Regions from separate parts of the Homo sapiens genome. Here region 2 is linked to region 1. Evidence: chromatin loops called from intact Hi-C (ENCODE). Cell type or tissue: heart right ventricle. All regions are shown on one strand. Each heading gives the region's core, and the rest is flanking DNA. Links, peaks and the distances in the headings are about the cores only.

Region 1 (2,923 bases), core at 130-2,629:
CTTCACAGGAAAGTCTACATAGAAAAAGTCATAATTCCAATGTTTATTTACACACCATCTTTCCTCTCAGAAACAAAAACGTTTCAGAGCTGTTAATGCACCCATGATATGACAGTCACGCAAGAAGTAAAAAATGTTAGTGTTCTGTTTTACAAGTGAAATGAAGGTTTAAAGGTGACAGAGCAGATAACCAGAGCAAAGCTGCAAATCTTCAATCACTAAATTTCTGCCTCATGTTAAAAGCCTTTACAATTATCAGCCCCAATGTAGATTTCTTTTTTTTTTAATTATACTTTAAGTTTTAGGGTACATGTGCACAATGTGCAGGTTTGTTACATATATATACATGTGCCATGTTGGTGTGCTGCACCCATTAACTCGTCATTTAACATTAGGTATATCTCCTAATGCTATCCCTACCCCCTCCTCTCACCCAGTGAGAACACAAGGACACAGGAAGTGTAGATTTCTATAGTTACAGATTTGAAGAGTATTATAATCTCATTGGCCGTGACTACTTATAATATTCTGGACTGAACTAAATATACAACAAAGACAACACAGAGGTATCTTTTTAATAAGTGCAAAGTTGTTTTGTCATAAGCCTTAATCATAAGCCTAAAGCTTATGATCTCTAACTTTGGTGAAGTGGTACCCTACTGTTCTACTGTTTGATTTTTGAAAGATCTTACCATACCTGAAGTTGTTACTGGTTTACTGGACCTAACTTGCAATCAGTTGTAAGATACAGCATTCATTTTAAGAACCATAAGGAAAGAAAAATGCTCACAATTAAACTATGACATGTTTTCATATCATCAATTGTTAAGACTATTGTGGGGGAAATGTGCATCTTGAAATCAATAAAATATGGCATATGAAAACTGTTGCTCATCTAATTAAAATGAATCAAAAGGAAAATTTTTGAAAAATTTAAGCTGCACACTAGGATACTCAAATATCCTAAGGACACAGCAGAGGTTAGGCGTCAGTCTATGATATAGTCAAACTTCAGGGTGCTTTTAACAACTTGAACAAGGTGCTAAAGTTTTCAATAGTTCCAAGCAAAGTGAAGGTTGCCTGAGACCTACATCCACACTTAAAGTCAATAGTCGCCTCTGAAATAGTTCAATCACAACGCTTTGAAACTGCCTAATTATTCTCTTTCTTGAGACACCAACTGTTACAATTCGATGTCTCACTGTTAGAGAAGTGCTATGTTATTAAACTAAGCAGCCAGCCAGACTTGAGCATCTTACCTCCTCTCCTTCTCAGTAAAACCCTGCCATTTGTATTAATAGACTTGGAGGAGAAAAAGCATGAAGCAATGTTTTCCCCCTTGGAAAGGGTTGAAAACAAAATCTCAAGGAAAAATTAAAGTCAGAGAAACACATGTATAAGCGCAGAGGAATTTTCCCCTTCATGAGCAATCCTGGATAGTGCAGCACTGAGAGTGAAGTCTCATAACCAACAACAACCAAGTCAACAGATAACAATGTGTGGCACAAGAAAGTGGTCCCATTGTCTTCCCAGCATGACGGCAGCACTCTCAGTTCTAAGGCTCAATCTGAATAACTGCTTTCAGGAGGACCAAGCGGAACGTCCCTTTCCTCCAGCTTTAACTATATTCAAACAATATAACTCTTGTTGGAACACAAGCCTTCATAAGATACTGGGAAAACTCCCTTCTGACCCTCCCACTTGGTGAGAGCATCTATAATCTCTTTTTGTGTTTTCATCTATTTCTAGTGACTTAGGACACATTCATTTGGCAACTAGATCCACCTCTGTACTAAACATAAAAATATGTTGAAATGTTTTTTCAAAATTCATGTTCTACAAACTATATGATAAGGCAAAACTTCCAAAATCAAACTTGAAAGCCACCCAAGCAGGATCATAAATAGATAAGGATTCATATTTGCTTAAATGTATTCTCATATTTCTACATAATTTACTTTTGAGAAGAGTCTCTTATAAATCCTGTGTCATAAGCCACTTGCTTAGAGCTATGAGCAGCTGTCATTTTTACTAAGGAGGATGCTCTTGGGGGGAAAAAAACCCCCAAAACCTAAAGAATTTAAAATAAAATAGTCTTTCGTTCAAACATGCAATCAGGCAAAAACATTTTCCACCCCTTCAAACCTGCATCCCCAAGAGGCAAAAGGCTTACGTGTTCAGACTTCTCCTGTTCTTTTTTGTCCGTCTGCAAAAACTGATAGTTTTCTTTTGCCAGCTTCTGGACTAGTTCAATTCGTCCGATTTCATCTCTTTCCTGGAGCTTGCACATCACCCCTGCCTTAAGAGTTGGAGAAAAAGCGAAGATATACTTAAAACCACAGTCCCAGGACATGACACCACCGCAAAGTTCACCTTATAATAAGCTCATCTTTTCCACTGCCTGGATTAAATCATGGTCTTGGTAAAATATTTTGCCTTTCAAAAATTGAAGTTACATTATTATAACCTAAGAGCACCATGCCAAAAGACTTAAAGTTGAGTCTGCGTATCACCCTACTTTAAGAGGGTGAAGGACAGAGCAAACTAAATCATTTGCTACTAAGTGTGCGCCTGATAGGCTCCTGTTTGTTTGTTCCTGACAGCCTGTTTCCTGTTACATAAGCAGAGCCTAGCAAGAGGTTAAAAACTCATGGGAAAGTTAGCCAGGAACCACACTGGTGAAAGGGTGAACTGATACAGAGCCCTAAAAATAACAATATGCAACACCCCAATTCTTTAGCTCCACAACAAATTATTCCGTATATAAATAAACCCTTAACAAGAAGATCACAAGATAATTTTTTTCACAATTGGGAAGTTACCATGGGGCATTAGTAAAATACCACTAATAGTGCATAAAAGATGGTGAAATATTTTGCTAAAAATAAGACACTGGAAAAAGAAAGCTTGAAATTTCATTCAT
Region 2 (2,923 bases), core at 179-2,678, 160 kb after region 1:
GGCTCTCTGGCCCTCCCCTTTTTCTTCCTGAAAGCAGGAGATAAAACTCCTACATGAAAACTGTCCTCCCTATACCAGAAGGAAAGTAACATTCTCATCCTCAAGGACCGGAAGTTTAAACTGAGAGAAATCAGCACAAACAAACCTTTTTAAACTAACTGTTATCTTCCTAGCCATTTCTCTATGATTAACTACCCTCTTCTAAGCCCCTTTGTCTTATCACCTTTTTATAATTTACTACTCTTTGTCCAATTCAGTTTATAAGCATTCAATTCTAACTGCTTTTGGGGGGTCATTTCCTTATGAAGCTTCCTCTTTCATGAAACATAAATATTTATATATTGTAAATAAAATGTTTCTCTCTTGTTATTCTGTCTTTTGCTATGGGGGTATAGCTGAGAGCTTGGAGGGGTAGAAAGAAAAGGATTTTTTTTCCTTCCCTATATAACAAAATATTACAGATGGGGTGACTTAAGCAACAGAAATTTATTTTCTCATAGTTCTGGATGCTAGAAGTACAGATTAAGGTATCAGCAGGTTTGATTTCTCCGGAAGTCACTCTTCTTGGCTTGCCAATGACCACCTTCTCACCATCTCCTCACATGACCCTTACCCTGGTGTTTCTACGTATGTCCAGATTTCCTCTTCTTATATAGACAGCTATCAGATTGGATTGGGGCCCACTCATATGACCTCATTTAACCTGAATTACCTCTTTAAAGGCCCCATTTCCAAATACAGTCACATTCAGAGGTACTGGGGGTTAGGAGTTCAATATATAAATTTGGGAGGGATACAATTCAGTCCATAACAGAGAGTAATTAGCACATTCATTCATGCATTTAGATTTGGATTCATGCATATTTCTGTGATGAAAGAAAAAATGTGTATTAACTAGGTCCAAATAAACAATTCGAGTTGACAGTAAAAATATATACAGAACTCTAGCTGTTGTCTTAAGTTGAAAGAAACCTTTTATGAGTTCCTGAAGACCCCAATCCATGATGTGAGGACCATCTGTAATAAGACCCTCTGGTGTTTGGTTACTCCTGGCTCTACTCTATTAAATCTCGTGTGTGATTTGTGAAAGTTCAGTCACAGCAAGAACTAACCTCTACTGAGTGCCTCTGATGCATCAGGTGCTGTGCTAAGCAATCTACATCGATTAAGTGATTCTTTTACTTGGGTATTAAATAATTAATATTTAACAGATGAGAAAACTGAGTTTTGCAGAGGCAAAGTAACTGAATTGTTTAGGTCTTTATTAAAGCAACTGAACTTGTCTCCTATCTCACAGTCATAGAAACACAAGCTTTATGTATACTGCAATTTTTATGTTTAATTCAATAAATATTTAAGGTGAACCTATTAAGAAATGAGCTCAGCCTTGGAGGAAGGCAGGAAAAATGGGGTAATTTATAAGACTTTGGATCTGTCTCCAAGAGGCTGACTCTAATAGGCCTCTAGACTGTAATAGGGAGAAATAGGCCAATAGACTGTAATAGAGAGAAAGCAGAAATGTGCTAGGTAAGAGGGAGATATAATACAACCAACTGCAGTTCATGGCTTCACGAGAACTCAGGCAAAGAAGGTCTAAGTCACAGTAGGGAGAGTATAGGAAAGCTTAAAGAGGCAATTGGCACTTGAGCATGTAAAGTGCCCATAGGGCACTGATCCGGGTGGGTTCACCCACTCCTCCAGGCTTCAACAGCATGTGCTCACAAAGCTGAATCAAGAAGTAGAGCTCAGAACCCAGGAGCACTTCCATGGAGAAGGTAACATTTAAGAACAAGTACATTGCAGCCGAGGCTCTGTGTGGTGGGAGTCAGAGTAGTAGAGGTGGAAGACAGCAGCCCATGGGCTCAGCATGAACTATAAGTATGTGCTGTTGACATGCAGAAGGATTTTATAAAATTATATGCCAACATTTAAAAATTGGAAGGTTTCTCATTGAACTCTAGATTTTTGCCTGCTGTGGATAATCAAAAGATCTGGCTGCCCTGGGCCTGCTTGCCTGCCAGATGTGAGTAGCAGCTTCTCTTTCATTAGGTTAGGCTCTCTCCATTTGCTACAGTCCCACCACTCCCCATTTTCTTGCACCAGCTGACCTCACTCACTTAAATTGCCTGCAGGCCCCTGTAAGCAGCTGAGGTTGTGTCACTTGACTGGGAATCATGGTGATTCAGAGGACTAAAAACTGAATGGAATCTGCCTAAATCTTGGCTCTAGCTGTATGATTTGCCTCTCTATACCTCAGTTTTCTCATCGGTTATGTGGGTATAATGGAGTACCAAATCTACAGGAACCACTTCACACGTGTAGATTGCTTAGCACAGCATCTGAATCTTTGAGAGCTCTAAATAGAGGTGGGGTCTTAACCACTGTTGTTGTTCCAGGGTTTTGTTGGTGTGTATGAGTTTGTCTTTGGATAATTACCTCCATTAGAGAAAAATGCCAGTGAGCCCAGGTTTTCAGTTTGGAGCATATTTAGGTGAGTTAGTTTTGCACTGTTCCAAAAGCAGTTCTACAGCTCCCACTCAGCCAAGCCAAGCCATTTCATATATGCATCATTACTCCCAATAGACACCAGGAAAAATAGTCCAAAAAAGCATCTCATTGTTGAAGAGGTGAGTGGCATCTTTTTATCAGACCAGGCACAAACATTTCTCTTAAAAAAAAGTCAAAAACATATCCAGTCTTTATTAAACCATGGATTTATGCGACAGGCACACTTAATCAGAAAAAATAAAACTCTATTCTAAGAGATTAGGTGGCAGACATCAAAATGCCCCTAGTGATAACACTTTAGACAAGATTCAAGTTAGCAAAAGGGCATTACAGTAATACTTTTAACAGTTACATACATGAATCACATATATTCATAATTTTCCTCAGCTAAGAATAACCTGAGTTTACACACAGA

What was found. A loop is a pair of places that touch in the nucleus more often than their neighbours do. Peaks named below come from ENCODE experiments on the same cell type or tissue, not always from the same donor. Only the 100,000 strongest peaks of a DNase experiment are listed, where the experiment ranks them.
Region 2: a loop joins it to region 1, with 2.0 times the contacts of the local background. A loop is called at or near these places in 1 of 110 quality-filtered maps.

Annotation. Positions count from the first base shown.
Region 1 is chr7:22,217,693-22,220,615 of GRCh38, forward strand. RAPGEF5 (Rap guanine nucleotide exchange factor 5) reads right to left here. Exons shown (of 26, transcript NM_012294.5): 9 at 2,174-2,299. Among named protein-coding and RNA genes, the nearest start is that of RAPGEF5, 140 kb to the right of the region's middle. In heart right ventricle, for the core only: no CTCF peak of the experiment used is centred there; a DNase peak (open chromatin) is centred at 1,544; H3K4me3 peaks cover 2,500 bases; H3K27ac peaks cover 2,500 bases.
Region 2 is chr7:22,373,475-22,376,397 of GRCh38, forward strand. No RefSeq gene overlaps it. Among named protein-coding and RNA genes, the nearest start is that of RAPGEF5, 18 kb to the left of the region's middle. In heart right ventricle, for the core only: no CTCF peak of the experiment used is centred there; no DNase peak of the experiment used is centred there.